Regions from separate parts of the Mus musculus genome. Here region 1 is linked to region 2. The links are chromatin contacts, found by Hi-C or POLR2A ChIA-PET in ENCODE. All regions are on one chromosome and are shown on one strand. The core of a region is the stretch at or near the end of the contact, and the rest is flanking DNA. Distances in the headings are between cores, read along the strand shown.

The links. A loop is a pair of places that touch in the nucleus more often than their neighbours do. ChIA-PET counts read pairs that join two places held with the same protein, here RNA polymerase II (POLR2A).
Region 1: a map of left cerebral cortex shows a loop between it and region 2 (6-fold over the local background). The contact joins the promoter of Trim69 here to the promoter of Spg11 in region 2. A Hi-C loop is called at or near these places in 18 of 37 maps with a recorded cell type or tissue (CH12.LX, Patski, T-helper 1 cell and 7 more). POLR2A ChIA-PET finds 5 or more read pairs at or near these places in 4 of 5 experiments (Patski and embryonic stem cell).

The regions. Positions count from the first base shown.
Region 1 is chr2:122,159,457-122,163,104 of GRCm38, forward strand. It overlaps Trim69 (tripartite motif-containing 69), which reads left to right and starts at 1,252. Exons shown (of 7, transcript NM_080510.3): 1 at 1,252-1,440. The coding sequence starts at 1,435. All of the region lies in intron 2 of Patl2 (protein associated with topoisomerase II homolog 2 (yeast)), which reads right to left.
Region 2 is chr2:122,117,031-122,120,763 of GRCm38, forward strand. Spg11 (SPG11, spatacsin vesicle trafficking associated) reads right to left here and starts at 1,356. Exons shown (of 40, transcript NM_145531.2): 1 at 1,091-1,356. The coding sequence starts at 1,338. It overlaps Patl2 (protein associated with topoisomerase II homolog 2 (yeast)), which reads right to left. Exons shown (of 18, transcript NM_026251.2): 18 at 3,078-3,418.

The sequences.
Region 1 (3,648 bases), core at 2-2,501, 42 kb after region 2:
AAAACCAAAATCCAAAACAAATACAAAATAACAACAAAACCCACCCAAACCAATCAACCAAACAACAAACACAAACAACGACAATAACCCTGAAATCTAAGAAAACAAGCAGACAGAAGGAGGGTGTGCAGATCATTCACAGGGCCCCTCGAACTCTCTCACTAAGCCAGTGTTTACTACAGAGTGATAGCATGGAAGGCCTGGGGGCTAAGAAGACAGTTCTTTCTCACAAGAAGCTTGCGGTTTCTTGGGAAAGAGATCTGAAGACAAATCGGTTTAATGAAAGGAAGAATGTAGTATACCCAGAGCAGTGATAGAAACATCTGCCAGGTGCTGCTGCTGCACACAGCCTGCTCTGACTTCTCAGCAACTCTCTTGGCAGGAGGGGCAGCCTGTGCAAAGCCAGAGAAGCAAGGCATTTGTGGGCAGTCTCTAACTCTGGCATGCTGTTGTCCATGCTAAGGCTGGATAGCAGGCAGACACTAACCACTCAAGGCAATATACTGAGTTAGAATTACTGTAAGCAAAACATCAAACCCGCGGGCTCCCAGACTTGAGCATGGTCTAGGGACGAGCGTCTAAGCTAAAAGTGCTTACTTAGACTTTTAGAGAAAGCTGTGTGAACAGCATCTTTCCCTGCTGCCTTAGGGTCCAGCTCCAGACCCTGCTACTTGATCAGGTCTGCTTCAGGAGATGCCAAGAAGACAGGGAGAGCCAAACAGCTACCCCTGAAAGGCTCTGTGTCTGGAGGTGACGGGTCCAGCTAGGATAAAGAGAAGCCGCTCCAGTCAGGGGTACAGCTGATGCTGCTGTTTGTTCTCTCTTCCCTCGAGCAGCCTCATTCCCAAGTGAGATCTGAAAACCTTAAAATTACATTACCAGGGCTGGAGAGATGGCTCAGCCATTAAGAGTATTTATGGTGCTTACAGAGGACCAGAGTTTGGCTCCCAGTACTCACATCAGGTAGTTCACAACTACTTGTAACTCCAGCTCCAGGGAATTTGATCCACCTCTCTGGCCTCTGTGGGCACCTCCATACATGACACACACTCGAGCACAAACATACTCACACATAACTCAAGATTAAACATTTAAAAATTAGATTACCACCTGAAGTTTAAAAGAATCCCATCCCAAATAAAATAATAAAAGGGGTTGGCAGGTCATTCCAATCCAATCAGAGTTTGTCTATCTCAGACGCGAATATCATCAAAGCAACTGACAAACTGTCACGGAACCTGCTGGATCTCTAGCTTTGGCCTTGTCTGTCTTCTTCAGCTCCTGAACTCTCTTCTCCCTCCTCCTCTCATGGGCTCTGAGTCCATTCCTAGCATACTAACAGGCCCAGAACTCTTGGTCTGCAGCCATCCTGGGCTCACTGAGCAAAGCCAAGTTGCCTGACTCTGCCCCCTGGTGGCCTAATGACCAAGTTTCATGGAGGTAAGTTATTCTCTAACCACTCAGCGGGTTTTCTACACACAGGGTAGGAAACAGGGTATTGATTGTGGATCAAGAAGGGAAATCAAAGAAATATTTAACATGTAGCCTTTACCTTCTAAACTCTAGGCCTTTGGATAAACAGAAATTAGAGATGTGGGTAAGAAAGTAAGGAGGTCCACCATAACTTTTTGATAATTAAGACAAACATTATACAAAAGTTAACCTCTTTATCAATATAACTACTATCTTTAGATGAAGAATTATTAGTTATAACATTTTTTCATACTATAGGTCTTGGTATGTTATATTTACAACAGAGGTGCAGTTAAACATTTTTAGAAATCACATTTGTGTATTTTGTGTAGATATGTGGGCGTGCATACCAGAGCACATGTGTGGAAGTCAGAGGAAAATCTGCAGGATTAGGTTCACTCTTTCCACCATGTGGATCTCAGGGACTGAGTTTGGGTCGTCGGGCTTGGGAGCAAGCATCTTTTCCTGCTGAGCCATCTCACCAGCCCAGTTAAACGTCTTAAATTAACACCTTAAAACTAAAGTAAAGGAAGTTAGTATTCTAAACTTTAGTGTTGACAGACAAAAGAAAACATCGATTTACTTTAAGGAAGCCGGGTTTCCACGGAAACCCATCAAGGAATCTCAGTACATGGATCCGGATGCCGAGTGGGTCAGAACCCAGAGGTACAGATTTAGGATTTACTTCTGTGAGGCTGAACACGAAGTCAGGAAATTACTCACTTGTTAAAAGAGAGCAGAGCTAGAAGAAAGCCAGAGAAGATACTAAGAATAGAAAGGGGGATGGAAATTACTCATGGGGAAAGAACCAGGGTAGTAGTGCACTCGGGGCCAAAGGAGAGGGTTTCAGGTTTCAAGAGGGTGGAGACCAAGAGTATTCTTAAAGAGCAGAGATTCAGACAAGCTACTTCCAACACATTCCTTAAGCCCCTACCACAGCCAAGTAATGTGCTGGCCATAAGAGCTCAGGAAGAGACAGAGGACAGTGGCATAGTTAATGTAATGCAACAGCTTTCCTCGTTGGTTTTTTCTGTAATTGTTTGTTTTGTTTTAAGTCAGGGTTTTGCTGTGTAGCCCTGGCTGTCCCGGAATTCCATCTGTAGACCAGGCTGGCCTTGAACTCACAGAGATCTGCCTGCCTCTGCCTCCTGAGTGCTTGGATTAAAGGTGTGCGCCACCACCACTAGGCTATAAATGTTTTTTAGAGTGTGGGTGTGTGTGAGAGTGTCCAAGGAGGACAGAAGACTTTGATCCATTGGAGCTGGAATTACAGAGATTTATGAGTTCTGGGATCTGAATTCTAGTCCTCTAAGGACTTAAATGCTCTTAACAATGGAGCAGTCTTTCTAGCCCTTTCCTTTGTAATTCTTATCTCTATTAATGAACTGATTCTACCTGCCACCTCTCCATTTCTTTTGCTTTTTGTTTAAAATGTATATGCCAGATCCTGCCTTTGTCTGTCCTTCCTTCTTCCTTTTCTTCCTTTCCTTCCTTCCTTCCTTCCTTCCTTCCTTCCTTCCTTCCTTCCTTCCTTCCTTCCTTCCTTCCTTCCTTCCAACAGGGTCTCTCTCAGCTCTTGTTGTCTTGGAATTCGATATGTAGACTCAGACTGGCCTCAAATTCACCATGTTTCTTTAATGACTTCTGGGCCATGTTTTTTGTGTTCTACAATGTATCTCACGGTGTTTTTCAGCAGTTGTTTCTATTCTTTGTTTTCAGATTCATGAGAGAGTCTGGTTTGCATAGTCATCTTTTGCATTAGGCGACAGTTGGGGTTGCTGGACAGCCTATGAAATGGTCCAGAAGTCTGTCTGTGGTCTGGGAAAGGAAAAGGAAGTCACCTGACATATGCAGACCTGATCCTTTAGTGTGGACAGTGGGGAAGGCAGTTATTTTAAATTAACACATTCAGTAGACATTGAATAGAAATCTTAATTTAAAAAGTCAAGTATGCAAAGAATAACATATAGAATTGTTTATAACTATTCTGTATATAAATATTGACCTCGAGTCTCCCTTCTGATGGGCTCAAAGAAACTCAATTTATACTCTTTGAGAAGTGGCACCCACAGAGAGTGTGATTATACACACATATATGAGTACTCAGGTGGCAGTGTGTGTGTGTGCGCGCGCGCTAACACAGAGGCTAGAAGAAGGATGTCGATGTCCTGCTTT
Region 2 (3,733 bases), core at 106-2,605:
TCACAGGCATCCTTGGGTCCAGGCCAGCCTGAGCTCCATGAGACCGTATCACAAGGGGGTAAAAAGATGGGTTAAAATACTTGCTGACTCAGCAAACTCATCTTGTGTCTATAGAGCTGTTGAAGAGCCTGGAGACTCAAAGTGAGATACCTGTTGGCTATACAGTCTCATATAGATTGATCCTAAAATACTTACTTCCCTTTATTAAAAAGGTCAGCATATACTCAGGGGACTTCTAAACTTTATGATGTAAACTGTTTTATGAAAAGTGGAAAGCAATATAATATTGTAATTCTCTACCTTCTCAATCCATGGGAGCCTCATGTCTAAGAAACAGCGGACATGCCAGGTATGGAGTATACAAGCCTGTAATCTCAGCATTAGAAGGGGTAAAACAGGAGGATTGTGAATTGCAAGCCAATCTGGCTATATCTTGAGACTGTGATTTAAACATGGAAAACGTAGGGCTGGAATACCGTTCAGTGACCTCAGAGCACTTGTGTAAATGAATGGACAAGTTTAAAGAGGAGCAGGGGCTGGAGTGGGCGTGGTGGTGGCTGTGTTTGCAAGAAAACATTATTTTAGAGACAAAAAAAAATGCTTTAGAAATAAGCCTTATCTGGCATTTTAAAACAAAGTAGACTGTCTGGTAGTGCAGGCAGAGACAGGCCGATCTCTGTAGGCTCCAGGCTATATTTCGAGTTCTAGAATACCTAGGGATACATAGTGAAGAGGGGGAGGAGGAGGTAGAGAAAGATAGGCTTAGAACTCCTTTCAGTGACAATCTGTATTGAATTAAAGAAACAGGACCTGTGCTGAGACCCATCCAGGGTTTGCAGGGGCTATCAAGGAGTGAGACATCTTCTCTGTCCACCCAGGAAGTGAGCCGTGAGTTGCAACAAGGTGAGGATTTCACTTCGGGATGGGAAAGGTTCCGAGAGGCACGGGGCTCGATCCTGAGGAGGCTCCCCAGTGGTTCATCCTCTCCCACCAACCCAGGGGCCGGCGAGAGGCGAGCCCAGGACTCCCCTCCGGAGCGGCTCAGATTTCAGCCTCCTCCCACAGCCTGCAGCCGTCCCGCAGCACTTACTGCCTAAAGGGTCCTGGGAGGCAGCAGCTGCTCCCACCCCTGCTGCCCGGCGCCAAGGAAAGCACTTGGAGACTGCCCGCAGCCGTCAGGCTCCCCAGGGCCTCCAGCTCTCGGTGCAGCTGCGCCCGCGGTCCCAGCTGCGCCGTCTCCTCAGCTGGGATCCGCACCAGCAGCATGGGCAGGACCCGCTCCATGGCCCCGGCACAGCCGGGGGAGGCAGCACTTCCGGGCCCTGGCTGGGCAGCCATCTTGGCCTGGGCGGTCCTTCCGGTAGAGGCGCCCGAATGCGTCACGGACCTGCGCAGTGATTCGGACCTTGTGACTCTCACGAGAGAGGCGGTCCTGCGCCCGGCATTTGCTCAGCTTGGGGTGGAGGCGGCTCTAAACGGAATCCTGCAAAAACCACGCCTGCCCCTCCCTGCTCAGCTCAATTCAATAATACGCCAGGGCCTTTCAGCTGCTTGTGCTGTCCTTGCTACCAAAGATTTCTAAGGCAGGTGCTTCTTACTCCATTGAAACCCTGTTGCTGGCTCCTCTTCACTTTTTGTGCTGCTCGGTTAACAGGCATCTGGTAGTGCGCTTTTCTTGGTAGCAAGTACTCTTTTAAAGTCTAGAACTAATAAAGAACCCTCTACCATTTTAAAAAAAAAAAAAAAAAGCAGGGCTTCACAACAGACCCCCTCCCCCCATCCCCGGCTTCGAGAAATCGGCCCCTCTACGGAGTGGTATGGAGTTTTGGAAAGCAACTATCTCCATCAGATGCCTGGGATCCCAGAGTTTGAAAAATCAATCTGACTCATTTCCCCCATCAGGAAGTTTTGAAGAGCAGTTTACCAAAAATAAAATAAAATAAAATAAAATAAATTCTACAAGCCCTTCCTCCTCCTGACTGCAAAAACTAATTTTCAGACCCTTCGAGATGAATTTTCTTGTACCCGTGGGTACCCAGTCTCAGGATTTGGGAGTGTAAACTTCTCAGACCAATAGATCTCCTTTTGAGGTCAAACAATCTATTCTTTGTGGTCCTCCACCAAGGACTCTGTTACAAACATGAAGGTTAACATGGAGATTGAAGTCAAACGATATCCTTTGTAACAGATGGATGCATACAGAGTAGAGATGGTGAAATAGTTCACCTTTCAATTTCTTCTGTTTTTCTCAGGAAAGTACAATCTGATACAGAAGAGAAGAGGTAGAGAGCTATTGAAAAGGCATTTGGTCAAGCTATTTATTTGATAAAGGTTCTCTAGTGGCCTTAGACACCTGATCCTCCTTCACCAGCTTTTCAGGTTCTAGGAATACAGGATTATGCCTCCATGCCTACTTAACAGTGTCTTTCTAACACAGCCACTTCTACAAACTGAACATTTTGACTTAATGGCAACCTGCTAACATGCCTTCCTGGCTCAGTCTAAAGTCTAAAGCCCCTCTCTATTCCAGTCACTCTCAAATCATAGTATTTATGACTAATTAACATTTTATGTCAATTCCTGACCAAACTCTATGTAAGCCTGGAAATAGCAGAGACCTGTGCACCACTGTTATCTTCCTGCCTGAATCCCAGCCTGGCTCATAAAAGGTACTTTAGTATTTCTTGATGAATGCAGGACTTCATTTGACAAAATGCTGCCATGTTCTTCTCTTTCTTTCTTTCTTTCTTTCTTTCTTTCTTTCTTTCTTTCTTTCTTTCTTTCTTTCTTTCTTTCTTTCTTTCTTTCTTTTAAATTTACTTTATTTATGAGTACACTGTAGCTGTCTTCAGACACACCAGAAAAGGGCATGGGATCTCATTAAAGGTGGTTGTGAGCCACCATGTGGTTGCTGGGAATTAAACTCAGGACCTCTGGAAGAGCATTGAGTGCCCTTAACCACTGAGCCATCTCTCCAGTCCCCATGTTATTTTCTTATGTCAAGGAAGATGCTTATATCCAAATCTCTCAGCCTTAGCTGAACTGTTTGGTTTACATAAAGTCTGGCAACACGGAAGCAACATCCCAGATTAGACTTTTATTAAATACAAGGCCTTTCCCCTTATTAGGAAGGATATTCTTGACATATTCAAAAAAATGTCCTTCGTTGTAATTCCAAACTTACAAACAAGTTTCAACATATCATTTGATATTTCTTTAATCATACCTAAAGTAGTCATGCCTTAATTTTAGGCAAGTCACCTAGATTTTAAGAAAGGATATGACAATGTGGCAGGGTCCTCCAACATAACAAAGTATAGGAAATGGCCTCAACTGTCACTGTAGACAGGTGATGGAGTTCCGTTTCTGATATTTCAGCTTCTCACATTAACTAATACATCAGTAGATACAGGCAAGCCTACAAAGAACAAGAGTTAACTGCAAACACAATTCCATTTTACAAGTATTTATGGTTTAATTCATGCTTGGCTCATTCTAACAGTGGGTAAGTTCTAAGGACAGAGATGTTCTCTTATTTCTCTTATAGCCTGAAATAGTCTCTCAACTGTTGTTTGAATGAACTAGTTATTCAACTTTTCAGACTATGGCTCTGAAATAGCACCTACAAGTGACCAAACACTGAGAATAAATACAAAGTTGTGGCTAAACAGACCACAGGGCCCTAATGAGTCCAGACTGGGTTACTCAGTAAATGCCTGAGTATCTAGAGCAA